2 separate regions of the Homo sapiens genome follow, and region 2 is linked to region 1. A link is a loop called in an ENCODE intact Hi-C map of the cell type or tissue named here. Cell type or tissue: chondrocyte. All regions are shown on one strand. Links, peaks and the distances in the headings refer to the core of each region. The heading gives the core; the rest is flanking DNA. Region 1 holds the start of ROBO2 (roundabout guidance receptor 2). Region 2 overlaps ROBO1 (roundabout guidance receptor 1).

The links. Peaks named below come from ENCODE experiments on the same cell type or tissue, not always from the same donor. Only the 100,000 strongest peaks of a DNase experiment are listed, where the experiment ranks them.
Region 2: it touches region 1 in a loop (4-fold over the local background); 2 of 110 quality-filtered maps call a loop at or near these places.

The regions. Positions count from the first base shown.
Region 1 is chr3:77,031,686-77,047,620 of GRCh38, reverse strand. ROBO2 (roundabout guidance receptor 2) reads right to left here and starts at 7,522. Exons shown (of 28, transcript NM_001395656.1): 1 at 6,775-7,522. The coding sequence starts at 6,835. In chondrocyte, for the core only: CTCF peaks have their summits at 8,030 (motif pointing left) and 9,038 (motif pointing left); no DNase peak of the experiment used is centred there.
Region 2 is chr3:79,023,104-79,039,038 of GRCh38, reverse strand. The region is part of intron 3 of ROBO1 (roundabout guidance receptor 1); the gene reads left to right. Among named protein-coding and RNA genes, the nearest start is that of MIR3923, 480 kb to the left of the region's middle. In chondrocyte, for the core only: CTCF peaks have their summits at 5,918 and 6,122 (motif pointing right); no DNase peak of the experiment used is centred there.

The DNA of each region.
Region 1 (15,935 bases), core at 7,926-10,425:
ACCTCCTGGGTTCAAATGATTCTCCTGCCTCAGCCTCCTGAGTAGCTGGGATTACAGGCACCTGCCACCATGCTCAGCCAATTTTTGTATTTTTTTTAAATAGAGAGGGGGTTTCACCATGTTGGCCAGGCTGGTCTTGAACTCCTGACCTCAGGTGATCCACACACCTCACCCTCCCAAAGTGCTGGGATTACAGGCGTGAGCCACCATGCCCTGCCTATATATCGTTATATTTTTAAAACTATTTTATTTCTCATTATAACTGTATGAGATATACATTATTACCATGCCCATTTTACAGGTAAGGACACTGAGGCATAAAAAGGTTAAATTACTTGTTCATACTCATTCAGTAGTGATTGCTCAGTAGTCTTTCAATAACCATCTTATCCTTCTTCCTTACAGGCAAACTATGTTGCAATCAATCTAGACTTCTTGCCATTTCCTTAGCACCCCTTTGTCATCTTCATGCCATTTTTCTGGTTACTTCTTTTCCTGGAATTCAATTTCCAATCTTTTTGCCCACCAAAATCCCACTCTTCCTCTAAGGTCCAGGTTAAGAGACCCATTTGGTGTTGACCCTTCCCAGATTGTACCAGCTGGAAATCACCTATTCCTTCTCTGAGTTCTCAAGACTATACTGTGTACACCTTCAAACTTCTTACTTATCAGACACTACTTTTTTTATTCTAGTGACTTGAACATTTGGTACCTTCCCTACCAAGTCATGACTTCCTTGAATGTGGGAATATTTTCACAGGTCAGCATGTTCTTCACAGAGCCAAGCAAGTTATGTTGTCAATATGCATGTGTTGAATCAAAGGAATAACCTAAACATATTCAAGCTCATTTTCTCATGGACTCTTCAGAAAATAGCTGGTCATTTTCAGTAACAAGAGCCTGGAATTCTTGTTAAGGAGTTCCAGGGCTAAGAATCCAGAAACAGTCTCTCATAGGCAGAAGCCTGGTACAGAGATGAAGCATCCCTGGAGTCTAGTTTCTGCTCTACCACTAAGTAGCAATGGGATCTGTGACAAGGCACATAAAATCTCTAAGCTTCAGTTCTCCATGTGCCCAACCAATAAGAGAGTTGTGCAATATAGCTGCAAATATTCATAATGGCTCCGAGATGCTATCATTCTATGATTTATATTTACTATTGCTGAGATCTCTGCTAAAAGTGACAAGTTCAACTGAGGTACTATCTTTGTAAAGTTTTACGAGGCAACTGAGGAAGACTTAGAAGACAACAACCACTGAAGGGATTAGAAATCAGGACTATTGGGGATTTGAGACAGATTAGTATAATATAAAATTGTTTCACTTCAAAACATCATACCCAACTCATAAGGCCCTTCGACTCTTTCTTTCCATGATCAATTAAAAGAAAATATCTACTTCATATATTGCTAATGGCAATGTAAAGTAGCACAGCTGCTTTGGAAAATAGTCTTGCAGTTCCTCAAAATGTGAAACACAGACTAAACATACAACCCAGCATTTCCATCCCAGGTTAAATGAAGACATATGTTCACACAAAAGTTAGTACGTGGATGTTCAAAGCAGCAATATCTATAATAGCCAAAAATGGAAATAACTTAAATGTTCATCAACTAGTAAACCAAAGGATAGATGATAAGGAATATTGTTTGGCAATAAAAAAGAATGATGTACTGATGCATATGCTATGACACGGATGACCCTTAAAAACATTACGCTAAAGAAAAGAAGCTAGTCACAAAATGACATCATATATTGTATGATTGCATTTATATATAAAATGTCCAGAAAAGACAAATCCACAGAGGCAGAAGTAGAGTGGTGATTTCTTGTGGTTGGTGGAGGGATGGTGGAACAAGCTACATAGTTTCTTTCTTGGGTAATTAAGAACATTTTAAAGTTAGATTGTAGTGATGGTTGCACAATTCTGAGAACAAGTTGAATACAAGTTGTGAGAACAAGTGAAAAATGGTTCCTCATTGGGGGTCATGAAAAAGCCTATGAATGGTGGAAGCCATTTACTGTGATGGGAATGGCTAGAAAGAGAAGATTCTGTCTTAGGCTTGAGTTTTGTACATTCTCATTGGACATGAAGCAAAGACGTCAAGTAGTCAGGTGAGTATGTCAAGCACTGATGCAAGCACTGGAGATCAACAGTATATACAACAGCCAAGTTCTGTGCTGATGGATCTTATATCCCTCCATGCAATGATTAGGGCAATTTTAGAATTATCAATCCAAACATGTATTTAAACCTCATGTGATTAGATGAAAGAGCCTAAGGATTGGCTGCAAATGGAGGAGAAAACACTAAGGATTGAGGCCTCCGTTACTCCAACACTGTGTTGAGTCAAGTATTCTGGGTAAGCATGCTACCCTAGATGCTATATGCTTCTATCATTGTATAACACACTACTAAAACAGTAGAGTTGATAGGTATTTATTTTTAAAAAGAGTTTATAATCATTCCTTCATTCTTTATATAGTAATTCTTTTACAAGAAGAAGAAAAGCCTACAGCTGGCTCAGGAAGTCCTTTCAGATACTTTCCCTACCGCCCGCCTCCCTCCCCCAACATTGGGTGTTCCAAGCCCCTCACAAAGACCTTAAACCCTCAAGTAGTGGCTCAGCTAATAAAGGCACACATGGAAAAAAAAAGAAGAGAAGAAGGAGAAAAGCAATATCTATGCCAATGTATTGATTTAGGTTGATAGATCTATACCTGGAGAACCTTTAAGAAATACAGCAATACTTTTCTTTAGAAATAAATCTGTAAAATGGCACTCTATAAATCTCCACTGTTTGCTTGAACTCAGATATGACGACTTTTACTTGTGTAAACTGGAAAATGATAGGATCCGTGCAAAACATTTTGCATAAAGCTATATATAGTATTGTGGGGTAAAAGTGAGAAAGTCAAAATCCCAGTTGGATATACCTAAAGGTAAAATATTATTCACATTTTTCCTTTAAATGCAGATTTTCTAAATTATCATTCAAGAAACACCCTCACCTATCTTCTTCACTCTTCAAGTGTTTCTCTAATTCCTTTCATTAGATCCAAAAAAGAAAAAAAGAGGAGGAGAATAAGAAAAGGAAAGAGACGATGAATGAGAAGAAGAAAGAGAAGGAGAGGAGAAGGAGGAAAAAAAGGAGAAAAAGGAGAAATAGTAAATAAGATGATAATCTTTTTTTCTAATACTCTTCGAAAACCAAATTGCACATGGGAAGTAAATGTACCTCCTGTAGACTGCCGGAACTATTTCAGCAGATATTACTAGGCACACACACATCCCACATACATCAGCTCCCTTCATTGCTATGTATGTATCCCAACTTATACAATGTGCTTACATATCTATATTTTTATCGTCAAACATGCTATTTTATACAAGCTGCTCAGGGATGAGATGGCCAGAACTGCTCTTTTTATATAATCATTACTTTTTTTTTTTACAATATTTTTGCTTAATGTTCTAAGAAATCCTTTTTTTTTATGGTCCACATGTTGCGTAGCATCAAAGGTTATTCAAACAAAGCCAATTCAAACATGGTATTACTGCATAGCTTCAAAAACACATTTCAGGTTACTTATATATAATTTAAATTCTGAAATAGACTACATATGGCTATGATAATAAGCCCATTACTGAAAAAGAGCACTTTAGCAACATGTATAAACCTCTATGAGATTCTACATCTGCACTATGCACATACATTATCTTTACTATATTTATCTCCCCTAATATCATGTGTGCCACTTTCATTTAAGAATAGTTAAAGGGTAAAGATGAGAAAAACATTCTCATTTTAAAACACCTTTTCACAAGTATTATAAAATTATCAGATTGATGTAATATATGGCATATAGATGTAATTTAAAAGTGTTGCCATAGTTCATATTAATTTCCCATAAATGACTGCAAAACCCTATTCTTATTCAAAAATAAAGAAAAGCTGGAAAACAAAGGCTAACCTTAACATACATTCTCCTATATGATCATACAGAAAAGTCTAGATGTGATTAATCTGCATCAATAAGAAAACCATTATTTACATCCCAAATAGAAAAGTTTATCTACATTTCTCAACTAACTTAATATTTGCTCTCTATGGATTGCTACAGGGACACAATACTGAAAAATTATAAATAATATTAGCAGATAGCTTCTATGAGGTGGCAAAACGCTACCATTTTTCATATACTATAAAAATGCACATATAAATAACCCACCAAGCAAATATCAATGCAAATATATGTATCATTTGTCACTGAATAAAATTAATATCTGTGTCTAGCACAAGGATGGTCAGTATATCTTTGAAATGGTACAGGCTTCTGTACATTTGAAATTCATGTGGAGTATAAGCACACACCTCTAAGAAGAATAAGTAAATAGAAATCATAGAATCCTGGAAGAGTAACAAAGCTTAGAGAACCTACAAACCAACCTCTTCACTATATATGTGAACACTGAGTCTCAAAGTGCTGAAACAGCCTAGAGGGCAGTGTTCTCCACATCCCAAATTTTCAACCATCCCCGTGGAGAAACTGTCATTCTGAAGTATCCAAAGGCAATCCAATGTCAAACGTATGATTTACATATTAATTTAGTAAGAGTGTCCAGGGTTTCCTTTGCTTTTGACACAGCAGATGCTAAATACAAAACTAGTTTCACACACACAAAAATTTAATATTGCCTTTTCAGTGTCAACTCCTCAATTTTGGCATTTTTCACTACATTACTATGAGTTCTGCTGCATAATTGTGGCCCAGACACAAACTGCCCCCTTATCCTACAATGTTAAATCAGAACAAAGGTTCTAGGTTGTCTTTGGGGGCAGGAGAAGGGTGGTGTGGGAGAGAAGGAAGGAAAGAAGGGAGAGAGGAATAAAACGGAGAGAAAGAAGGGAGGGAGGAATGAAAGGAGGGAGGGAGGGAAGGCAGACAGAAATGGTGTCTTACTACTGCTGCTCCAGCAAGCTGGTTAATTGCATTTGTTTCATATATCTCCAAACACCCTGGTATATTAATTACATTCTGTAACACCAAGCTCTTCTGATTTCCTGTCACTTCCACTGAGCAATTTAATTGTATTCCTCCTAGCAACACACTGATTTAAAAACGCTTATATAAAAAAACCCTTGGTGATAATTTTGTAGTCTAATGTATAGTTTACACATGCATTTCTGTTGAGATATGTAAATTCATGATTTATGAGGACATATTCTTTTAAAAGTTATACCAAATTCTTCTTATCATGAAAATCAAACACACCTGGGACAAATAGGTAAACCTATTTTGTTACGGTAATGTACACGTATTTTAATGTACTGAAAAATAAATGCATGAAAAATAATTAGAGATGTTGCCATAGTATAATTCACAATAATTAAATCTTAAACATCTACTGCTTAGACTGGTAAAAGAGAGAAGCAGTGCACACACACGCATCCCTCCCTCACTATCGCTGGGGGGCAAAGGTACTCATGTAGTCCATGATTGAAAACAGCCACTTGACAGTAGGTAAACTCCTCTGTATTGCCTCATGTTTATAGAAAGCCTTCCTTTTTGAGTCCAATACATTGGGCTCTATGCAGCAGTAGCTGCCAGGAACAAAGTTAGCTACTCAGATGGGCCAAAATAGGCAGTGTCCCAAATAATGAATTCATCCACAATGCAAATGCTGGAGGAAAGTTTATGTGGCAACAAGCTATTGTGATGGCTCAAACAGTTAGACTAATACCCTTTAGGTTCTTTACAAGTACAGAAAGTAACTAAAAACCTAAAGTACTGCAATCCAGTTAGAAAAAAAAAATATCTAGTACTCCCTTATACCAGTTGTTTCCATCGATATAAAAATTAAAGCCTCTAGAAGGTTAACAGCAAATATTCTTTTAACTTTTTTCTTTTGAATACAAACCAAAAAGCATGTTAATGATTATTTCCACTCTTCATTCAAAAGAACCACAAAAAAGGATTTTGCAATAGTCGCACAAGAAATTGACATCCTGTGAAAATATCCCAGTAAACCAAATCGGAACAAAAGACAAGAGAATCAGAGGCAGAATGCTGTGGGCTTGACAGACTGACTCAACCTAGAGGGAGACACCTCCAGCACCTGTTTAAGGTCCCCATTGTGTTTGCCCACTGGGGACTGAGCTAAGTGTTCTACTCCTGTGGCCAGCCCATAGCTGATGCTTCCCCCTTCGTGGAGCCTCGCCCAGTCTCACTTTTGACAGTTTTCTCCCTAGGATCTAAATTCTTCATTCGATTTAACGCTAGGAGAGCATTCACTGGCACACAGGTGATACACATTGATCTCAGTCTCAAATTCCTAACCCACTGAACCTTCCTTAGAGTGTCTATTACTGTATTTCTTCACTTGAATGTCTCAGCCAAAGTTCAGACACAAGAGCAAACATCAAATAGAGAGCAGGCACAATAGTATTAGGCTCTTGCAGGAGATTGACTGTAATATTTCTTTTTCTAACAAAACTGGGAGCCCAATCATTTATTATCCAACTCCTTAATTAGTGAAGTAAATTACAACAATAACAACAATAGGTGACTACCAACACATTCCACTTACAGCAGTTTAGAAACAAAAGACTTAAATAAAACCTCTGCCCCCAAGGAGCCCGTGCCGGGCCAAAACGGACTAACAGACATAATGTCATTTCATTTATAACCCACATCAAATTCAAAAAGAAATGGTTTTGGGGGATTGGGGGGTGGGGGGCGCAAAAAAAGATGAAAGCATTTTTAACTTACCATCAACCCGAACATATAAAAATCCACAGAGCAGTAGTTGTGTAAACATCAGCAGACTCATTTTGACATATTAAAAAGGATCCAGATTCTTTAAGAAACCAATCCCAGAGAGCAAAAGTACAAAAATGAGTATCAAAAAAAGAGGTAGGTCCAAAGTTTAGACTTTCCTAGATACTAATTAAAGTCAAGAAGAGCAAATCGCAAGATCAGAAGGGGTTGGTGGAGAGGTCTCGAACGGGGCACACTGAGATCCATCCAAATTAACAGAGGGTACTTCAAAGGCTGCTGTATTTCCAGCACTCTGGCTTCCTAAATTCCCACAAATTCAGCCCAGCCAGAGGGATTATTCGAGTGTGTCTAACCCTCTCTCCTTAGGCTCCACTGCAATCCAAAGCCAAGTTCTTCCTTCAGAAGTCAAGATGATGAAGGGGGAGGAAAAGACCTAATTCCTAGAAAGTGTTCCACAAACTTGCCAGCGCGCTGCCGAAAAACCATTGGCCTGCCTACTGGTTTTCTTTCCCCCGGTTTCCTTCTCCGTAGCAGCTCCACGTCCGGAGTTATTTTTTAATATGTCTATATTTTTACTTAACTTCCATAATAAGAATGTGTCAAAGCAACACTTTGCAGGCGGGCAGACTTGGCGGGCCTCTCCTTTGCAGCGGTGTTGCCCTCCCTCCACCTCTCCGGTTTCCAAAAGAGAGGAGAAGGGAAATCAGGACGATTCGGGTGGAGAATCCGAACTCCTACGTGGTGAGGGAGGCAGGGAAGGAGCGAGGGAGGGAGGGAGGGAGGGAGGGGCCGGGCGGAGGCCGAGGCTGCAGACACCCCCGCGGTGCCGCCTCTGAGGATAGTGCACCAGGCGGCTGCGGGCGCGAGCAGAGACGGGCGTGAGAGCCCAGCCCGGGCGCGGCGGAGAAAGGGAGCGCTCAGTCCAGCGCCAGGCGCGCTGAGGCCCCTCGCCCGGGTCCAGCCCCCGCAGCCTCGCAGCAGAGCGTCCGCTTCCTCCGGCAGCTGCCGCGGGTGGAAGGACTTCTAGGAGGGAAGGCGAGGAGGCGGGAGGGGAGGGGAGGAATGAGAGCTGCCTGGAGTCGGCCCGGGGAGGGGCGGGGGCGAGGAGGGGCGCGCGGAGCCCTGAACCTCCGGACTCGGCCACCCGCCCGCTGGGGAGTGGGGAGGGGTCCTGGAGAGCCGAGAGTCCCCGGGGGGACGGAGATGAACAAATTCGGAGAGCCCCGCCGGCTGCCGAGGGCCGAGGCCACCGGGCGACTCCTTCCCCTTCTCCGCGCCCCCGGGTGCCCACTCCTTCCCGCCTCGGGAGGGGATAGGTGGGCTCCAGGCTCCTGCTCCTCGCCGCGTCCCGTTTAATGGGCAGGTAATTTTCTCCGTGAGTGATTTCATGGAAGCCCTTCCTAATTATTCATCCCTCCGTCTGCCGGAGCTGCACGCGCTTTCTTGAAAAAGATCAGCCTCCAGGACCCAGGGCGCAGCCTCATTACGCGTTAAAATCACACACTCACTCACTCTTCACCTTTTAGCCAGATGAGAAGCCGAGTAGGAGGAAGGAAAGGAAAGGAAAGGAAATAGAAGCACCTTTTGGACTGGAAAGGTTGTGTGTAGATGCTTCCTATATGATTCAAAAGCACAAGGGGGAGAAAAAGGAGGGGGCAGAATTCTCTAACCTCCAGCGGCTCATTTTAGCCAAGATCTATGGCCCCCTGCGGCATCCCCAAGGGAAGGAGGAAGGGGAGGCAGCCCCTCTTATGTTACTCAGTTGCCTTTTGACCCCTCCACGATGAGTTTGATGCGCGATCGCGCAGGGCGAGGGAGTTCCACAGAAGATGCTAAGGACGGGGAAGCGGGGATCACAGAGCTTGGGGGAGGGGGATCCCCGAAGTCTTTACCCTCCAGGGACCAGCACCTCCAGAAGGAAATTCGGTAAACATAGGCTCTGGGTGTGGAAAGCCGAAAGCCCAGCTGAGCTCATGGAAGCTCAAAAAGAAGCCGAATTTCAGCCCAAAGACGACAAAACTCTGAAAATTAAGACCAAGACTACCAAAGGATGCCATTCAGGACCGGGGATGATGAAGGAAGGTCACGTTAGATCAAAGGGGTGCCGGTGTCGGCGGTGCCCCGGTGCGGCCGGGCCCACGTGTGATCACAGGCTCGCTGGTAGCCGTTTGATGCTTGTTCAGATGATGAGAAGGCGGCTTATAGGAACTCACGCAGGTCCCCGAGCCGAGCTAAATGCTGGATGGTGAGTCTTTAGTTCCCCCTACTGGAAAATATTAGGAAAGGTTCTCTCCAGAAGGGGCCGTCTGAGGAAGAGCCTTTGTTTGGTGGATACGTTTTGGTGCTGCTACTTAACTTAGGTCTCCCTTGCATATTATGGGCGCTGTGTGTTCTTTTAAAAAAAGGTCAGCGACATTCAAGCAATTAGAAGAGACATTAGGACACCTCGGCATGCTTGAAAATTACGGTAATGAAATAGTCTTGCGAAAGAATAAAACAACCACTCTTCTTGTAAAGCATTAAGAGTAATTTCTGCACACTTTTAATCTACAGTATTTACTTGTGAAGAAAAAAGTGCATTCGGTTGTTAAAGTTGAATCACTTGAATTCTCACTATAATAATTCTGAATGTGCTATTGTTTTAGCACCCCGTGAAAAAAGGCTTAACCGTTAAGGAGAAACCCACCCCAAAGGTCCAATACGTCTAAATTGGATAACACTGTGGTTTAGAAACATCCAAAAGTGCGCTATTAACATCTCTTTTATCTCTGGAAAAGGAAAGTAATTAAAATTCTTGAAAACTTTCATTTTAAACACTTGGGCTTGGTTTACCCAGTTCAGGATTACAATGTCTAGCTCATGTCTCCAAATAATACACACCACCAGCTTATCTCGGGCAAATTTCCTTACGCGGGTGAAATTTTTAAGATATTCGGAAAATAGTCTTCCTAATACAATAATGCAGGAATTAACACATCATATAGACTTATAAGACCCTTAATTTTAAGATGGTTCACAGAAAGGAAGACATTGGAGGATTTCAACTAGAAGTGTTTTCTCATGACTATTTATTTATCAGGCAAAATATAGATTCTATTTTATACTTGATAGACTCACCATCTGTAAATGCCTTTCCTTAAGTAAACTATAAAATCACTCAGAGGCAGAAAGAGTGTGTGTGGGAAACAGAAGGGATAGATTGGGCGAGATCAGCCTACCACCAATTGCCATGGTCCTTTAGGGCAGAAAATGTTGCCCTATTCATAGAAAGTTATCCTTGTGTAGGGTATGACAAATTACATCATACAGAGAAGAGCTTTGTATAAGGGAAATCGCTTTGGTTATATTGGCATTTTTTTTACCAAGCATCAACATTTTGCATTCTTAACTACTTTACCTATTAAAAGTGACAAAGCAAGCCAGTGATTTTAGACTGGTGCCATTTTTTAAATGGCTTTTGTTGTTGTGGTTGTTGTTGTTTGCCATACACTAGCTACCTTATGGAATAATGTCTTCACCAAAACATTTTGGAATCCATGTTTTCTGCTTTTCTTGTAGTCAAGTTCATAACTGGTTTTTTAAAAGAATGCTCTGTCAGTGTCTCATTTGATATGAAATGTGACTAAAAAACCATTATTTTATAACAATCTCATCCCAAATGATAGTTTAGGATTATGACCAAACATCTCACACTAAATTAGCAACAGTAACGAGTCGCCAGACAGAAATTTGTTATGGACAACATTAATTCCAAAAGAACAAAGACATTACCTTCTGAGATATATGATAAGATCTATACTAGAAAAATGTGCATATTTCAATTACACTTAAGACAGTTTTAGTGAGCACTGCCTATATAAAAAATGGATTTCTCACTCCAAATGTTTAATTAAAGGAAAGTCTTTAAAATCTGAAGCTTCTAGTAGAAGTTGGAAATTAAATTTTAGCAGTGCTTTAGCAAAAAAAAAAAAAAATTAAGGTTTTCCTTAAGCCAAAAAGAAACAGCAATGGCTTAGAACAATGAAGCCCCATGACCACCACATCAGAGAGCTTAAGATACAGAAAAATCAAATGGGGATCTGGCTTCAATGTCTTTCTAAATATAAATTGTTTTTTTCTTTTCCAAACAAGCAGCTGAATAGATAAATGTAGATGGAAATCTAGGCTTCTTTTATGTAAAACCTGGAAAGGTATTATATATTCAAAATGTGCCTATATATTTTAATACATCTAAAGATTGTAAGAAACTGTCATTATCCCTAATTTGGGTAAGGTTATCCAATGGCCTTCTTTGTGATTGAATTTCTGAGTTGGTATTCCAGCAGAAGTATAAAATAACCATATGAAGGAAATCTGCAGAGTGTAACATATTAAATATTTCTTTTTTCATACCAGATTCCCCAAGGATGTGGTAAAAACTGCAAAACCCTAATCCACTTTTTTACTCTTTTCAACGTGCTCTTGTTATAATTGTAAGGCAGCATATATATAAAAATCAAAGGTTTGATCCATGATAGTAATTTTAACATATACTGCCATGTAGTGAGCACTAACCACGTGTCAGGGAATTCTTCTAGTTTTTAAAAATTCATCATATTGTTAAATTCCTATAAGAGGCTTATGTGGTTGATACTATTCCCATTGTACAGATGAGAAAAATGAAGATTAGATAATCAACCCAAGTTAATGAAAGGCACAATCTTGCTTTAAATCCAGACCTGAATACAAAGTCTATGTTATCAAGAACTTGAGATTGATTTAAGACATCTACCACATTGCAGAAATAGTATAAGAGTATAATATATTACTCTGATCAATTTAAGAAAACCGCAGTGTACCAAAATATACAGAAATATGTAATCAATTTTTCTTCAAAATTTAAGAACCTCTTTAAAGCCATTGCTCAGCTCGAATTTTTCTATATAAGATTGTCTTATTATACTATACAGAAACATCACATTAAATGACACGTATGTGTTATTATCTACAAAAGGACACAGGACAACTAAAGTAAGTGAAGCATTAAAAATCCTGATCACAGAGAGACGGCTCATTTGCCCCTACATGATTTTTTCTTTATTACACTTGACTTTGTTCCAGAAAGGATCTGAGGGAGCCAAGATAAAATGAATATTGTTCTTCTGAAATATGTTCTAAGTATCTGATTTGATTCGATTCATTTTGAAGTGGTCACCAATACTTGTCTCTATATAAGTCTGTCTGTGTAGCTATTTATGAATAGCATTTTTGGTATATTACATGAAGTTATAAATCTGAATTTAAGTTGACTAAAATATAGTAATAGTTCATTTAAAAGAGTTTTCTCTGCAGAATAAAATCACGTATTTTCAAGAAAGAAAATCTTTCTTCCTTTAGAGTCCAAAATCTATTTGGAAAATCATTATTTATCTTGATCGAAGAGTTCGGTGATACTTCCAAATTAACATAACTATTGAATAAACAAATATTACAGTAAGTGGTATGTAACATTGAGGCCAAATTTCTTTAATTGTGTATACCTTAAAATTTTGAATTTTAAAAGTCACTTAGAGGTTCCTTAGAGGTCATGGATGAGATTTTATTTATCTTCATAGTGTCAGTTCAAGAAGGTCCATTACCCCCTCAGCCCCATCTTAGTAAATTGCAAAACCTAAACTAAAATTAAAAAGGAGTTCTTTGGCAGCAAAGATGATAACCTCTCATCTATACTAGGCTAATGATTTTACCAAATGAGAATAGTCAGCCTCGCAAATCCACTTATTATTTGAAAGTACAACTTCAGTCATTAACCATAACAGGCTAGAGTTAATGTGTGTGCAAGGATTTTTTTCCTGCCCATTATTTTATCATTTCTTGTTACTGATATCAAGTTATTATTTTAGTATATGGCTTAACTTCAATGACATAAAATAATACACTTTTTGCTAATTTTACACCACACTTTCATGAACCCAAGAAAATCCCTTTGATTCTTTGCCAAATAATTCCAAGTCCATCTGCTCCGATCTGGAATTTGTATAATTAAATTTTAGCAATACATAGCTGTAATCCTAATAGAAAAATTTATTTTAAATCCAAAACAGAATTTTTTGTTGTTCATAAAAAGAAGAGATTGTCAAGGATTTAGGAAAAGGCCAATGATACCCATGGGTCCTATAGATACCCGTGGATTTTTACAGTTGTATGCTCACTGAATCTCTTTGAGGCATGTTTCACAATGGATACTTCAAATTAGAAAAAAATTGCTTATTCTCCCTTGCAATACTATCACGGAATTAATCCAAGGGTACATGTAATCTAATTGAACTGTCTATGGTTTTATCCTGTAGAAGAACTAATCTGTTTGGGAGCAGATTCTGATTTTCTTCCAATATCCAATTTATTTTATTTCTGCCTGATAAAACAAATTCTGACTACTTGTGGAGTACCTGAAGTTGTTTTCTTTTTTTTTTTTTTTTTAACAAAGAATACTAAGTTCTTAAGTTGTTAGATACAATGCCAGCCAGGAGTATAAGTAATATAATTTTGCTCAAATTAGAGATGTAAATACACATTGTCATCCGTAAGTGACAAAGTGAAATAAATGAAAAAAATCTCCCTGGCCCAAGTTTATAGAAAAACTTGCAAATAAAGCAATAATATGACATATACTTCATATCATAACATTTCAATTTGAGTAAGACATTGCTCTCTCTCTTAAACAGTTTCTACTGTTTAGTCTTTCACTTAGCAAAAAAGAATGATAGCAACAAGTGATTTTTTTTTTCTCTGAGCAATTTTGGCTTTTTCATTATATACTAATACAAATTTAAAGGATCCAAAGGACCAGATACTTAATATTGAAAAATGCTAGTCAAGTTTTTGACAACTAGGTACAAATTTTATAGAACCCCTCACGTCACTGGATTGCTTTCAGTTTTAACGTAATTTAAGAAAAAAGTTTCAATGGCTGGTTTCTTATATTTATCAGAAATATAAAGTGTAAATAAATTTACACTTCATCTAATATATATTTGCCATACAAATTAATTTTTGATTTTTATCAATGTGAAATTAATTTTTGGTTTTTAGCAATGTGAAAAATTTTCATCAAATTTTTATCTTAATTTTTCATTTTTCTAAGATTACTCATCTGTAATCGTTTTCTTCAGCCTTTGAGCAAATATTAGACTTTCAGGTATGACTAGTATAGACAATGTCAATGGAAATTATGTGGCATGATAAGCATGAGGCTATTTTGTTTCCTTATTGTTGTTGTTGTTTTAGCTTGCCTCTATAACTGGCTTAGGTCCAGGTTGTAACTTAACCTATTATTTTATTTCTCCCTTCTTTACCAAACACATTAAAAACACATTTCATCACAAAGCTAGAGGCACATTTATAGGAGTTCTGGTAGTCTGGATACCAGCCCTCATTCTGAGTCATGTTTAAACTATCAAAAAAGGATGAAAACCTGTTTTATTTTAAAGATTTTCATAGGAGATTTCACAGTGTTCTTAAGTAAACCATTCACTTGTCATCAGGAAAATATTAGTCTTCTCTAATCTAACACTGAAGTAGCATTTCCACTCAATTATCTCTGCAAAGAGAAGGGGTAATGAATGGCTTCCTAAATAAGGACACAATAGAGAATACTGAGATAGAGCTCTGAAATTGGATGTTGAGTACCTATCTGCATTCTCATTTTGGTACTTGCAGTGCGATGTTGACAATTACCTTAATTATAAAACAAAGATAACAATAGTGCCTACTCACAAGGTAGTCGGATGTTGCATTTAAAGAACTTGGTCCAGTGTACATTTTAATTGTTTACAATACTTAGGGTCATTGGAGTGTACTAATAATCCTCTATCATGACAGAGAAAATGCTGATTGTTACCCAAGAATCCTCTCCTTCCTTTCTTCCACACAGAATTCCCCAGCCCTCCTTGCAGTTGTGTTGGATCATGTGATTGAGTTCTGGCCAATGGAATCCAGGCACTTCTAGATTTGCCCTCTAAGGTCTCACCTATACCTTACCCCCTTGGCGCTCTGGCTGTTGCCTCACTTTTTGGATGGCCAAATAGAAAACACTGAGCCATCGGATAAAATGCATGAATTTCAGGATGAGTGTGTAAGCAGACTCAGAACATCTCACTCTCTGTTGTATGCTTTGCACTGTGAGTTGAGCAACAGATGTCTTGTAATGTGTCTCAAATTATCGAAGTTTGGTATTCTTTGTTTTAGGACTTCACCTGTGCTGACAAATATAATCAGCCACTTTGAATGTTGCCTAAAGTTTAAATATTCATTTAAACTTTATGTTGCAATATACTTCTTCTCAGGACATTAAACTATGGTTAATATTATAAAAATAAAGAATAATAATACCTAAATTTTTAAAACAATTACTATATGACAAGCACTGCAATATACCTTTTAAATTAATTGTCTTATTAAATTCTCATGAAGCATATGAAGGTGGTTTAGCCTCATAATTCACAGTAGTTAATGAAAGCTCAAATTGATGATGTAACTTTGAAAGTGTCATAGTTTGTAGCTGTAATTCATATCCAGTACAACAAAGCCTACAGAATCACCCAGGATAGGCTAATGTATTCGCCAGCAGTGATTTCTCAACATTTTTTTCATTGTCACTTCTCTAAGAAACTGCTATGGTCTGAATGTTTTTGCAGTCCCTCCCACTGGCTTCAAAATTCTCATGATGAAATCTTAACCCCCAGTGTGATAGTATTAGAAGGTAGGGCCTTTGGGAGGTAATTCGGTGATGAGGGCAGATTCCTCATAATTGGGACTAGTGTCCTCATAAAAGAAACCTTGGAGAAATAGTATCTTCCACCATGTGAAGACACAGTGAGAAGGTACCACTCATGAAACAGAAATAGAGCCCTCACCAGACACAGAATCTGCTAGTGCCTTGATCTTGAACTTCCCAGCTTCCAGAACAGTGAAAAATAAACTGCTGTTGTTTATAATCCATCCAGTTTGTGGTATCATGTTATAGCAGCCTGAATGGACTAAGACAGGAGCATTTTTATACATTTCTGCCTAATACCTCCCCATGGAATTTCAATATGACATATAAACTACATATCTAATATATATTTATTATATATAATAATATAATTATAATGTATTATATTATAATTAAT
Region 2 (15,935 bases), core at 4,761-7,260, 2.0 Mb before region 1:
ACACACAACAAACTCTCAACTGTCAGGCTGGCTTTCTATCTGCTAACAGAGGAATGCTTCTCTTCTGCATAGAGAGAAAGGAGCAGCCTCTATGTGGAGGCTGCTGTGTGTGTTTATTCAGGTCTTAGAGAATACAGCCTTTTCTGCTCTTGATTTGGGCATGTGCTTGTGAGTCTTTCTTCCTGGCCATAGGAAATGCTACAGTCTGGAGCTGAGAGTTGGAAATGTAGAATTTGACTCATGGCCTCATGTCATATTGAGAAAGTCATTTGAATTTAATTTAGTACCAGATGCGATGTTAGGGAGAGTTTTTTTTTTTTTTTTAAATTGGACTTTGCTTGCAGTTTTAATGTTTCATAGATTATTTTTGACTGAATTTTAAAATCATTGTAGGAATTCAGTTTATAGTAGTGAGATGAGAAAATAAAGAATGGTGAGATGAGGAAAAAAATTACAAAATCAACAAGTATACAGGTAGAAGTTTACTTCACCTTTGAGTGAGAAGTATACTGACAGGTTATATAAGTTTATTTCTGTAAATCAAGGGTGTGTCTTGCTTTCAGCAGCTACTCTTCCTAATTTGTGCTGATGGTGAAACATAAAGATGGCAGTGTGAGAATCAGGGGATTAACTGTCTGCAAAATTTGAAATTTAGACCAAATCATAGATGGACAAAAGTTCATCATTCTGCAATAACTGTAGGGAGGTCACCACCACCACGAGGTTCTACTGTCTAAGAAGCCACTCATAAGTTCAAAGGCTCCTTCAATTGCTCAGTCAGTATGAGTCTTCCTGGAGCATGTGCCAAATGTGTTCTTGTTTCAGTTCTATACCACAAATCACTATAACAGAGATGAGACTCTACTAAACTTGGTTTTACATGTCCCATGCTTTGGTTTAGATTCCAGTGTGTAACTGATATCATCTTCAATTATTTTATTGGAAACATGACGTACAATAGTTAAGAGCTGTAAAGTTTAAGAAAGTGCTATTATATGGCACTTTCTTGCTTCAGATGAGTTTAAATCTAATTTTTAAAAAAATCTTTCTTGGATCATAATGAAAGGACAATGGAGAGATAATTAAACTTAAAACTACTTTTATTTCTGCAAAGTAAAGTGTTCAAAAGAACTATCCTCTTTGAGAATAAGACATCAAAGGGATAGCTAACTATCGTGAGGAACACATTTGTAGAAATGTTTAGTTCCCGTTCGTAATAAACTCCAACTGAAAGCTAAATTAGAACATAAAATGTAATGTAAAAATATATATGTCCAATTTACTTTGAATAACTTCACACATTTTTATGACTTTTTTAGAATAGAATCAAGATTTTACTTCTGATATTTATTTCTCTTGAAGTTAAACATACAAATACACTTCCTCACACACTTTTGCACATTAAGAGCCGACTATATCTAGCAGCATGGCTTCTGAACAATTTTCATGGTAAACATAAAATCCCTTAGTAATATATGGAAATTCTGCAACAAGTTTTATGAATATTTATTCCTTCTGACATCAAAAAAGAATATTTGAGTGAATAACAGAATCTCTTTCTAATATTGATCTTGGGGTAACATGGCTAAATCAACAATGTCTACATATCCTAAGTTACCACTAATTGATGGTGTTTCACTAGATGTCAGTTGCATTTATAAGGAGTAATGGTTCAGAGGAGAATAAAAATGAAATGGAAGAGGAATTATTTGAAATATAGGTAATAAGGCTGAAGAAATCATGGTATATTCATACAGAGAAGCCCTTGATGAGTGTCATTGTATTCTAACGAATACCTAGAATATTTAAGAAACACATTTGGTTAATTAAAATTAATTCTGAAAGCATCAATAAATTTTGTTTCAAAGGATAACAAATGAGAAAATATGTGAAATAGCCAACTGTGTCCACCCTATTTGCTAGTCTGCTTGAAATCTAGATGTGATCAGTTTCTCAACTTTGTTAGGTATTTGTTTTCATCCATAAGGTTTAATTTTCATTCCCATGAGAACTGAAAGAAATTTTATATATACTCTTTAGAGCCATCCTGTTAGGTTTCCTCAGAAACACGTCATCGATTTATAGACACAATTTGCTATGAGAACTCGAGAATCTGCAACATTTCTCTTTATGTGCTGCTCTGGAATCTAAAAATTCAATCCCACAGGACTTTTTAATCACTGAAAAGTTTTCACCCCTTGTGTGTTCAACTTTTCATATCCAGCATAGTGTAATGTGAGCCATACCCCAGATTCTGCCCTGGATAATTCAGTAATTCTTAACAGCTGACTTCAACTTAAAATATCGAATTTGAGGCACACAGAGACCTTCTTTACTTTGGGTCATTATAAAACTCCCAGTCAATATCTCTTTTTTTTTCCAGAAAGGAAGAATAAAGGAAACTGATAATTTTACTATGCTTGTATTCTTATGAACATATTGACATCATTATCTGATTTATATCTTAGTGATATAAAGTGTTTGTGGTTTTAATAAATTTGTGTAAGACCATCTACATAAAGATTCCTTCCAAAAGCAAGTATTTCTTTGGATATGAGACTTAAAAGATGTTTATATATGAAAGGCAGTATATATTCTACTCTGTCTGACACAATGTTAAAATTAAGGCAAGTTAATATTTAGCTCTTTCTGCCACAGAGAACCAGACCAGTGGTTATCAAGTGGAAAGGAAAAGATGAATAAATTCACATCACTTGCTTTTTATTTAAGGCAAAATTCATCCAAATAAAGATAAAATATACTGATTATATAAATGATCATTTATTTACAGACTTGTAAAGAAGAGAAAAGAAAGAGAAGATGAGGAAAATAAAAAGAGAAAAAGATTAACCTTTTTATGTTTATAAACATTTAGAAAGCGAGGTATAAGGACATAAACTTTGATATCTTGTTCTAGTTCTATAGAAAACTCCCATTAAGTTAGATTAATTTGTTAACCCATGTCAAAATTTGTTGCAATTTCTAAATATTGTGGTTATATTATAAAGAGATGAACATGTTGCCTCATCAATTTTAAAGAAGATATTTAATAAGTACATAAACAGATGGTTTTTTAAAATATTAATTATAAGTTAACATATCTCTAAATAACTTGAGATGCTTGAAAACTGTGGAGTCCTTTAGTTAAACACTTTTAATGGTCCCAGATAGTTTTGTTTGTGCAGTAAACAAGTTTTCGAGTTGTTTAACAAAAGCTAAATTTCAAGTTACTTCTTTTGGAAATTGGGGAATTTTCAATTAAAAGAATGATATGGTAATCTTTTTCTTATTAATGCTTTTTTTTTTTTTAGATAAAGTCTCGTACTGTTGCCCAGTTTGGAATGCAGTTGCACAGTCTTGGCTCACTGCAGCCTCAATCTTCCAGGTTCAAGTTCAAGTGATCCTCCCACCTTAGCCTCCAGAGTAGCTGGGACTAGAAACATTCACCACCACCATGCCCCACTAATTGTTTTTTTTGTTTTGTAGAGATGAGGTCTCACTATGTTGCTCAGGCTGGTCTTGAATTCCTGGCCTCGAGTGATCCTCCTGCCTGGGCCTCCCAAAGTGCCGGGATTGCAGGCATGAGCCACCTCACCCAGTTCTCATTATTCTTTCATGGATATCGTCAATAATTCAGTCAAGCCAGCTTTCTATTTTAACATTTCCATAGAAATTAACAAAGTAAGTTAGATCCGTAAAAGTGACAGACCTACCTGAGGGAGTTACTTATGAATAGCGCCTGCTGCCTACTGCAAAAATAGGAAAGTAAAACAATAGTTCTCATAAAAATTCTCCAAACGAAGAAATAGAAGAGACTTGACTTAAAAGTTGAAAAGAGCTTTAATTATTATTATAATACTCATTTTATATTTTTCAATAAAAATAAATATAAACATACTGAAAACATTTTAAATTTAGGAAAATAAAAATATATATTCCTCACACTAAGATACCAACGATTGCTATTTTGGTGTATTTCAACATAACTCTAGTAACTCTGTAAATATTGTATCTTTCTTATTTTTATTCTAAAAGTAACACATGCTGTAAAACTTAAATAGTATGGAAATATATACTTTAAAAATTACTGGTTTTATTGTCTGTTTCACCAACAAAGTTGATATATATTACACAAAATTGGGCTCACATATTCTAGGACATATATATTATTTTTTAATGTGGTATCCTGGATTTTATGTTATTGCTTCACAACTTCCTTCACCCAATAACACACAGGACACCTTTTTTGTCACTACCTATAAACTTATGTATTCCATTTTAATTACATAAAATGTAAGATTTAGATTGCTAATTTTATCCTAAGCAACTCATAAGTTTTCAAGTAGCTCCCAGTTATTATTTTTAATGACTGTAATATTCAATTTAATAACATACCATTGTTAAGTTCTTTGTTATTTTATTAGAAATTTAGACCTCTTCTAGTTTTATCCTCTTTATTCCCACGTTGTTTTAATACCACCATAGACATCTTTTACTATATATGAAATATTTCCTTAGCTTCCTAGAGTTGGAAATACTATATCAAAGGGCATGATCACTTTATAATTCTAATACAAATGGTTTCCCTCCTTCGTTCTTCACTCCCAGAGACTACAAAGGGTCATAAAAAGACCATGCACCAGAAGTCAGGCAGACCTGGCTTCTGACTAACAGGCCATCCTGTGTAAATGTGGAGACGTTTTTCATCTCTGTGAATCTCATTTTTCTATGTTCCTGAGTCTTAAGATACAAACTGTAAAAAATTCTGAGTATTAAATATGAATAACTGTAAAGGCAAAGGGCATCTTTTTAAACCTCACTTGTGAATTGGGAAGTAAAAAAATATGTTTACATCATTTTGTTATAATAATAGTATTTTCTAGGATGAAACTTTTTCCTCTGTTTATGGAGAACCAAAGGCCTCAAGAGATTTAAAGATTTGACTGAAAATACATTCTTGGAGAGTTTGAGATGTGAATACAATCTAGATCAGAGGTAGTTAGAGTAAATTATAAAGCACTATTTGCTCCAGAAATTTTTGAAAGGATTGACAGTTGTTTTGGCAGGGAAGCCATAGTGAAAAATTATGCTCCTGATTTGTAATAGACACTAGTTCTGAGGGTAGAATAAGAAGGTCGAGCCGGTGGGATAAAATCCTATTTCAAAGAACCATGGCTCGAGTTTTACAAATGCTCCAGAAAAAGCACTTTGAGAAATGAAGACCAGAGTATTTTAATATATATTGTAGCTGAGATGAACTATTGAAAATATAAAATAAATCACAAATTCAGAATACCAGTCAAGATTTTGAAAAAACAATGACAGCTTTGCTTTAAACTTTTAACCCAAGTGCATTTTAGAAAAACCAGCAAGGCCACCCTAATGATAAAGTCTGTATCTTCTGCCCTGGATGATAAGGATATTCTTTAGAAATCTTTTTGAAATAAATGTAATCAAGCATTAAAGCAGCATGTAGTGGTAAAATCAAACCAGGTGGATTAATTGCTGTATGCATTTTGTATTCCTTGGGGCATTATCACTTTTGTTTTCATTAAAGAATTTACACACCATTATATAACAATGTTGGTTTTCCTCAGTGATGTGTGAATCATATATAAAGAATGCTTCAACAGAGAATGAAAAATGTGAAATAAGTCACTCTAATTGGTAAATAACTCTTTAAATTTTATGTAAAAATGCTAAGAATATTCTTTCAACTAGGTAGAAGTATTACTTTAAAGAAATAAACACACTAGAGACATCATAATATTATAAAAATATTCCACAAATGTGCCAACAATTGGACCATACATATCTTGTTGGAAAATCCCCAGAATTCCTGGACAATTATGAGACTTGCAATTATCACTTTAAAATTATGTAATTGTATTATCTTGAATTAATGAGTGTTTAGGTTTATGTAAAATAATCAACTTTTCAGCTAATACAAAAACTAAAATCTTAGGAGTTTTGAAATTTGTGAGAATATTTTTTAAAATTCATGTTTTAATGTTCTACCACTCTAATATATTGTTTTATTATTTTGAGCTGTGTCATCTTCCATATTTAATTTTCTAAGGTCCCATCTAGTTAATGAACAGAAGTTTTTATTTCTCATTTTCCAGCCAGCAGAGGGCAATAGAGCATTGTGTACTAAACATCCTCAACCAATTGAAACATTTCATAGGGGAGGGATTTTCTGCTATGAACAGATAAGAACATAAATTAAAGAGACCTGCTATCAACTTCTATTTCAATAGGATGTGTATGTGTATGTGCACCCCTTGAGTTTTTGATTTATGTTTTTGATAATTTATTATGACTATAGTGAACTCATTATCTGAAATTAGTCCACGGGTACATGAATAAAAAACTAGGAAATAGCATAGTGGTAAATGTTATCCAATCTTTAGAGAACATTTCAAAAACTACAAATGTTTGTATTTTTCAAGAAGTTTCTATAGAGAGAGATTCTATTGCCATTTCATAAAGGGTAGTAAGTGAATTATCTGAGCTAAAAGAAAACTTCTCATCTTAAGTTTTTGCAAATAAATGGTTTACTGGTACTTACTTTAAGCATCCATTAGTATACCCATTCTAAACTTAATTTATTAAGTTAAATTTATTATATTATTTTTCATTTTTAAATCATTTTATGATGGACAAATGAAATCTATTTCTCAAAAACTATGTGGGATTTAGTATAATGTGCAATGGAAGAAAAATCTTGATAAAAATCTAATTTAAAGAACAATGTAATATTTTCTCTCAATGTTAAATTAGTTCTGAAGATATTATGTACCCTGTATTGTGTATTAAAAAATAATTTGCTCAATACATATCGTTGTTATAAGGTCAGGGAATGTCTGGACCTCCTAGCTTTAAACAACTATGATTCTTTCATTCTAGAAGCTATTGTTTCCCTCTCTTAAGCCTTATCTACACACAAATAGGTAAGCATTTAGAAAGCTCATTTCATGACACATAAGTATATACATTGAATATGTCCTTTTCATTTTTTTGGCTTCATACCCTATATAAGCCTGTGTGTCCATCTCACTATTGTTTAAGAGTATTGGGTTTTAAAAATACTATATTAATTGCAAACTCCCTAAATAAAATCAAATTGAATTATTTAGAAGAGTACTGTATGTAGAAGTGTTATAAATTGTGTTTATGGTTTTCTGAACAATCTTTTAAGCAACAATCTTTATATGACTTCCCTTATTAATTGAAAAAGTGTTCAGTTTTCTACTACTAACTATAAACTTAATCTTGAGCTTTCTTTTTCACGATGAAATCACAATAATAATAATCAATTAATGTTTGATGATTGCTAATTCCGTTACAAGCGCTTTATGTGTATTACTTGTTTCAATCCTTGCAAAACCCCTAGAAGGGGAGAACTATTATGCTCTTCACTTAATATAAAAAGAATAGGTGCTAGCGATATTAAGAAACTTACCCACCATCACCCAGCTAGTCAGTGACAGAGATGGACATTTGTATTCTTACCCACTTACACATTTTAGAAATGAACATTGTGCTTCGTTATTATTCTACATATGCACCTAAGCATTTTATTTTTCCTGCTCCAAAGAGCAAGTTTAAGTAAACTAACTTTTAAGTTGCCTGAGATATTCCTTTATCTTGTAGATCACTGGAAGAGGAATAATACATGTTATTCATGTGGTTTTTTTCCTGGAGAAATCTCAAAGTACACATATATATTCAATAATGACTAACAAGACACTGAAACATATCAATAGACTATATTTACTGTACTCATTCAAAGCCACATCCACACAAAAGCAAAATTTTGTTAGTTCTCATTTCATCATGTAAACTTGGGTAGCATTTAGAAATTATCACCATATAAATGTTTTGATTAACTCTCAATAGCTTACATCTAGCTAAGTGTCCATGCCGATTCAATGGTGCACTCTGCCTTACCATCACATATCACCTTTATTACCCTACTGAATTCAAGTATGCATGAAGGTAAATAACATATTGGGGCCGGGCATGGTGGCTCACGCCTGTAATCCCAGCACTTTGGGAGGCAGAGGCGGGTGGATCACCTGAGTTCAGGAGTTCAAGACTAGCCTGGCCAACATGGAGAAACCCCGTCTCTACTAAAAACACAAAAATTAGCTGGGTGTGGCAGTGCGTGCCTGTAATCCCAGCTACTTGGGAGGCTGAGGCAGGAGAATTGCTTGAACCCAGGAGGTGGAGGCTGCAGTGAGCTGAGGTTGCACCATTGCACTCCAGCCTGGTCGACAGAGTGAGACTCCATCTCAAAAAAATAAATAAATAACATATTGGAAAAAGATTGCCTCTTTATATAAAGCTCTAGATGACAACATATTAGAAGAATGTAATTGCATTTTCTTTATGAAGATGTATAAGCATTTAGTAATGCTTTGAAGATGTTTGTATAGAATTTTATAATAAATATTTACAGTACTCTCCCATATAGTAGGTACAGCATTGCTTGACTAATAACTTTAGAGCCTAACTGTACCCAAATCATAAGGTACATGCCCACCATCTTATATAATCCTTACATAAACCAAAACATTCCCCAGTGTATATTAAAGTTTAACTAGAGCAGAGTTACTCAGTCTAGATACTATTGACATTTTGGGCAAGCTTATTCTTTGTTGTGAGAGGGAGACTGTCCTATGCAATGGAAGATGTTTAGCAGTATCCCTTGCCTTAACACACCAGATGCCTATACCACCTTCTCACCACCTCCTCCACTCCTCTTCCCAGCTGTGACAACCACAAATGTCTCTGGACATTGCAGAATGTCAATGGGGAGGGATTACAGTAAGGGGGTAGAATCACCCCTAGTTGAAAATACTGAAATGGAGTAAACTTTTTAGCAATTGCCGGTTTCCATTAGGAAATGGATAGTTAGATGAAATGCCAAAAGCATGAATGCCCAGATATCTGCAATCTGCAAATAGACTTTCTTCTTGATCATACTTTTTGTCTAGCTAAGTGTTTTTCAAAACTTAGTATACTACACAAAATTGCCAACACAAAACAATGCTTAATGTACTTTGGGAAGAGAGAAAATACCATTGGTAAGCAAGTCATTACTTCCACTGTTGCGTTTACAAGATGTACAGAAGAGACAGGCTTAAGAGATATATTTTTACAGCAATTATTTGTGATCAGTGCTATGGAGAAATAGTCAATGTTGTTCTAGGATCATCACACAGAAATCTGATATGTAAAGAAAGGCTGAAAATGGCAGGTCTAGGTAGGCTTTCCTGAGGAAGAGACTTTGATCTGAAACTTAAAAGATAAATTGGAGTTACCCAGGGGAAGTATGGGCCAAATGGCAAATTCTTCAAACTGTGTTCTCGTGCTTTAATCACATAGCTTCTACCTTTAAAGCACATTTAATGATATTCTAGGAAATATACACGTCTAAAGAAACATCTCTGTATGCATTGCCAACTTTTAAGTTACTATTATTGGAAAATATTAAGGGGAGCAAGATCAGAGAATGTAGTGTAGTGGACAATGTGGTTTATTAATTAGACTTTGTCAAGTGTTCTCTACATTCCAGTATAAGTTAAAATAAACTGATAAATATTCACCATTATTTAAGACAGATGGGTTTTCCAGATAAATATCTGATTTTTTAAAGCGACAAAATTACTAATCTCAAAAAATAATGATATTACTTCTTCAATCAGTAAAGCATAAGAGATGATGACTTTTTAAAAATTATTTTAATTTTATGGTTCATTTTTCACTAGGAAAAAGGGGATAACTAAGTCTTTCAAACTCCTGTTGTGTGATAAGCAACCTAAGAAATTTAAAGGAAAATCAAGAAATAGATGATGTTAGGCCAAAGTAATGTGATTTGGATAAACTATGATGCACATTACACAGATAGGTTGATCCCTATTTAGACTAGTATATTTATGTATGGTGATGTCATAATCACTGAAAATAATTTTGGTAGCCAAATGTTAAACACTATACTCTCCCAGCTGAAAGGAACATTTAGTGAAATAATGAATTGTGCTTCAGTTTATACTTTTTTCCAAAGGTAACTATTTAGGAAAAGCGCTTATGTCTTAATTTATTGCCCTTACTAAAAGAAAAGAGTTTACTTTCTGGTGTGAAATACAAGACCTGTGAAATTCAGGCATATTTGTGAAAAACAAACATTTTCATTTATTAAACACTTGTAATAAAAACAAAAGGCATCCCTTAAACAAAAATATAATAATTCAATTAAATACAAAGGGGAAATTTAGGTGTTAATATTTGTCTCACGGTTTTTCATAGTTATCTGTGATCTTTCTTACTCTTACATATGTTGGTTCTAAGATCATTGGAATAAGCATTCTACAAAGCAACTTCAAACAATTGAGTAATTTAATAAATTGTGGAAAGTATGTATTGCTTTAATAGGATATCTATAATTAAAATGAAATTTACTAAGACTTTAGCCAGAAAACATTCTAATATAACTTTAAAGAATCAGATTATGCACACCTTCACAGGATTAGAAATAACTTCAATGTCTAACAATTGGAGACTAGTTACATGTATTTTAACACATTCATCTAATGGGATTCTATTTTGCTCTTTTAATGATAGTGTTAAAGAATATTTTATGTCTGGGAAAAAAATTCTTATGATGATCTTTGAGTGAAAATGTAGGTTTCATAACAGTTTTTAAACTGCTATTCCATGTTGTAAGAAAAAAAAAGTCTTTATATGCAAAGTGAAAAAAGAAAAAATATACAACAAAATGCTGATAGCATATGTGATTATATTTGAGAGAATTATTGGAATATTTTTTCTTTCTTTTGCTGGCAGTTTCCAAATGCTCTAGAAATATGTTACTTCTATATTGTGAAAAAAATTAAAATCTTATTAGAACCAATTAGCATCTGAATATAAGGCTATCAGCCATACTACTTTTAGTATGTATGCTTAACAATATTTTTGGCAAAGAATTAACATGCTAAACTGGTAAAACAATATTTTACTTTGTAATTAAAACATTGTAGGTAAAAAGTAATATTTAGAAATCTTCGTATAAATAGAATAATTTCGGTATCCTGTTTTTGGTGATAAGATTGTTTCACTGGCTTCAGCAAACACCTGTTTTGCTTCACAGATACACATATGATACATAACTGAAATAAGATATATACAACAAGATATGGTGTTACAAGTGAAATTCTACCTTCTAGGTGTAATAAAGCAGCTTTAAAGAAGTATATAGTGATAGGAAATTGAGAAGATGAGATTAGATCAAATCAACAAAGGCTTTTAGTTCCAGCAATGAAATTGGATGATTTCTTTTGGAATGTGGCCAGGATGTCAGAGAGGAGTGATTAAACTCTTGGGAAAATATATAATTATCTTTGTTGTTAAGACAGTAGGTTTATATTCTATGTCAGTTTTCAAGAGCTGTTTGTTCCTCAGTGACAATTACAGGATTTGGATTCAGTATTTACCCACAAGACTGAGCCCTTCCGTATTTAGAATCATAGTCCTCAGTCACACCAAGAAGCTATTAAATCCCAAAGGCCCAATTTGGCTGCTCAAATGTGAGGCTTTCCCATAAGCCATATAAGAGAGAAATAGATTAATAGGTTATAAAATAAATAACTTTCAAATAATATGTGATATGACAATTTAATGAATTCTTTAGTATTGTGATTATTACTAATAAGCTTGGATAGTCTTTTTCCAAAGGTAGTGTAACATTGAATATTTAGAACTACTTTTATTTACTGACTCCAAAAATAACATCTAAATAGGAAACTCGAGTACAATTTCAAGATGGTTTTTAAATGAACATAGTACTTCTTGCCCATTTTCCGCTAGGAAATGGATAGTTAGATGAAATGCCAAAAGCATGAATGCCCAGATAACGGCAATCTGCAAACAGACTTTCTTCTTGCTCATACTTTTTGTCTAGCTAATTTGTCTAACTGATTAAAATAACTTAAAACCTAGGTAAAATATTATTCCGAATAAACAAACAACAGGTGGGACTAAACATAATGAAGGCACTAAATAAGACATAAATCCCAACATATGTATGTCAATCCTACAAACATTTATTGGAAGGATTTTTTTTTAAAAAGCAATGAAAAACCAAAAGCATTAAACAGTTTTGTAAAACACATCTGCAGAACTAAACATAATGTAAATTACTTACAAAATAGTTTGTGTTCAAATTGTAAGGCTATGGAGGGTGTCATTCAGCTGTGCAGCTGTTAACTATGATCCCAATTTAGGAGAATTTTAAATCATGATTAGAATAGTATATGTTTGGTTTCAGATGTATCTGGAAGTAAGAAACCAAAAGATAGCAAATCCCATGGTGAGATGTAGATTTATACATATATATCTTTATGTTTCCCAATATCCTTCAAATGTCTTAACCAACATGTACAATATATTTTTTCATGTCATCTCATTAGAGTTAAAAGAAACATGAAACCACTTTGAACATTTTGGACATAAAATAAAAAAGCTTTGAACTTCTTACTTCATATAGAAATAGAACTAAAAATGCATATACTTCAGAGTCATTTTCTTGAATTGAGTCCCAAAATGAAACTAGATCTTTACACACAAAAACCAAAACATACACACTGATAGCTTTCTTCAGCTAGAACTGAATCTGTAAAAATTATATTACTTTCATCAACAACTTTTATTTGCACCTCACAGTTCAAATTTATGCTTACCCTTCATGTATAAAATGAGATAATAAAAATAATTGACCGAATAATATTTTTTCCTGAGGATTAAATCAGTTAGAATACATAAAATACTTAGAATAGTATGCACAGCACATAATGTCATATAAATACTGCTTGTTATAATTTTTATTCTATTAGAAACTGGAGCTACAACAAAAACAGCATTCCCGGTTCCTGATCAGTCAGCAATATGTAAAACATATTTGTAAAACTTATATGTAAAACATAACATGTAATACAATAATGACACAATATCTATTATACTATGCCATATCTAATGATGTAAGGATGTTAAAGGTAGAGAATCGTGATCAAGAATTGCTGATTATTCTGGTAGAAAGAAGTGTTTTCTAGCAATTTAGAGAACTGTGTTCCAGTCACGAGTCAACCACTAACTAAAGGAGTCTTCTGGGAAAAGTTGGTTTCTTTAAGCTTCAGTTTTCTCATTTATGAAAAGTTAATCTTGAGGTTTGCTTCTTGTGAATGTTATATACTTTAACCTCAGTCAGTGCTCCCAATCTCTTGGACCCAAATAACCTGATCTAAATAAGGGTGTGCTTATTTAATCAGAACTTTGATTTTGAAGTTATTAAAGTCCCCTGAAACATGAGCTCCATAAGTGATATTCAGTTAGTTCTCTATTGAAGTAGATAAGTGGTTGAACTATATATTAGAGAAAATAAACTTTAGAACTATAGAAATAGTTAACTAAAGAAGCATTTTTCAAAAATATATATTAACAGTGAGATAAAACTCATTCATTCATTCAGCAAACATCTGAGTGCCTACTCAGTGCCAGGCACTGTTTTGGATGCTGGGACTAAAAAAGTAAACAAAATAATCAAGAATCCCTGGCCTCATTCTAAAAGGAGGGTTGCAGCAACAAAATAAAAAATATATATAGTATCTTAGATGTGAATAAGTGCTTTAGAGGAAAAAATAAATAAACAAGTGGAAAGGATATGGGAAGTATTGCGTGCGAATGTAAGTTTAAAGGACCTGGACAGATAAAGCCTCTCTGAGGTTTGATGAAACAAAAACTTGAGAGAAGGGAGAGTGCGAGTTCACAGATTTATGAAGGTGAGTACTCCACGTAGAGCACATGTAAATTCCTTGAGGCAGGAGGCTGTCTAATTCATTCTAGGAACAGCATAGAAGCCATTGTGATAGAACAAAGTGAGAAAAAAGCAGGTAAATGTAGGGGGAGATGATGTCAGGAAAGTATGAGGGACTAGCTCATGTTAGGCCTTGAAGACTTCTGGAAAGACATGGGATCTCACTTAAAGTAAGACAGGAAAACCACTGGAGGGTTTTGAGCAGAGGAGAGGCATAATCTGTCTCAGATTTAACAAGATCCCTCTGACTGCTCTATGAAGAAAAGCTTAGAAGTGCAGTGACTTAAACATATGGTCTTTCTCAGTAAGGAATACTGCATTGCTCCTTTTAACACAAGTTTACTGCCAAGTAACCGTCATATGCAGTTTAATCAGGAAAGCTGAAGCTCTTAATTTTCAGGTGTAAGGTATTGGGTATTAGAGATATAACCACAGTAGTCAAATGCTATAAACTGAACAATGTTTATTAAAGAGACAAGATTTCTCATAACTATCCTCTCTGGGGGACTCACAATGCTCATCTGCATATTAAAAGCTTTGGGGAATCCTTAAACGTATTGAATCTGAAGTCTCCCAAGTCTATCCTACCATGGAACTCATCTTTGTTTCTTCAAGTGCTTTGGTTCAAAACAAACTGAGCTCAAATATAAGTTCCCTGGCTACTGAGCCTCTCAACTTTGAGTTAATTATGTAATCTCAACATCATCTCTAAAGTGGGATAATAACATCACCTCACTTCACTGTGGTGAGAATTAGATTAGATAATGTTTGTAAGGGACCCCAAAGAGTGACCTTAATTAGTGCCACTTTTCTATATCCTCTCCTTTATCTTCAAAAGCTCACCCCCTCTTCACATTAAAGGAGTAAATTCTAGCCCGACCCATTGTTGCTAATATGTAAGGCCCCAGGCTCTATCAAAAGCACTTAGCAGGATAGCACCTAGTGTTAGAACATCTACAATGTGTGTGAGATGCTGAGATGCTAAAACAGAAACACAGTCACAGTAATTCCACAGCAAAGTTGAGTATCTCATATTTATATTTCTTAATAAGCCTTACAGAGCAATAGCGAGGCTGGAGTACATCATCTGGTGGGACCATTGGGATGATGGTCCTTTACAGTATCTTCACAATGCTGTGTTAAAAATATTGGCCCTGGCCAGGCGCGGTGGCTCACGCCTGTAATCCCAGCACTTTGGGAGGCTGAGGTGGGCAGATAACGAGGTCAGGAGTTCGAGACCAGCCTGACCAACATAGTGAAACCCCGTCTCTACTAAAAATACAAAAAAAAAAAAAATAGCCGGGTGTGGTGGCCAGCACCTGTAATCCCAGCTACCTGGGAGAATGAGGCAAGGAGAATTACTTGGACATGGGAGGCGGAGGTTGCAGTGAGCCGAGATCGCACCACTGCACTCAAGCGTGGTGACAGAGTGAGACTCTGTCTCAAAAAAAAAAAAAAAAAAAAAAAAACTCTGTCTCAAAAAAAAAAAAAAAATTGGCCCTATTTACAGTGCCTGAAGTCTTTAAGTAAATGAAGACGAATAACCCTGGGAATTTCTCCTCCCTGTGATTTTTGTTTTGGAACACATAATTACCTGTTTTAAGTAGCAGAGAAGCAAACAAACAAAAGTAATACTGTTAAAAGGCACCTTATGTACATTTGAAGCTACCATGTGCAGCTTAGTCAGGAAAGCTCAAACTAAATAGGCCTCGTTTCTTGAAACACAGTAGATGTTCCAAGAAATCTCAATTTACTCTCCTTTTATTCGGATTATTCGGATCACTTTAGCTTGCTTTCTGAGATCGGACTTTTCTTACATATCCAAACTTAGGAAAATATTCAAACATTCAATTATTCAAACTTTCTTCTCAGTTCATCAATTTAAATACCAAGGATCACGCAGATTACTCAGCAATTTCATGTAAGAATTACTGAACTAACTGTTGCACTCTGAGGGATGGGATCTTGGAGTGTTCAGCACAGCCTTGGTGTGCATTGCATGTGTCACTGCTTCTCATCAGTTTTGCTGGAACTTATGGCTTGCATCCCAGGGTCGGTCTGA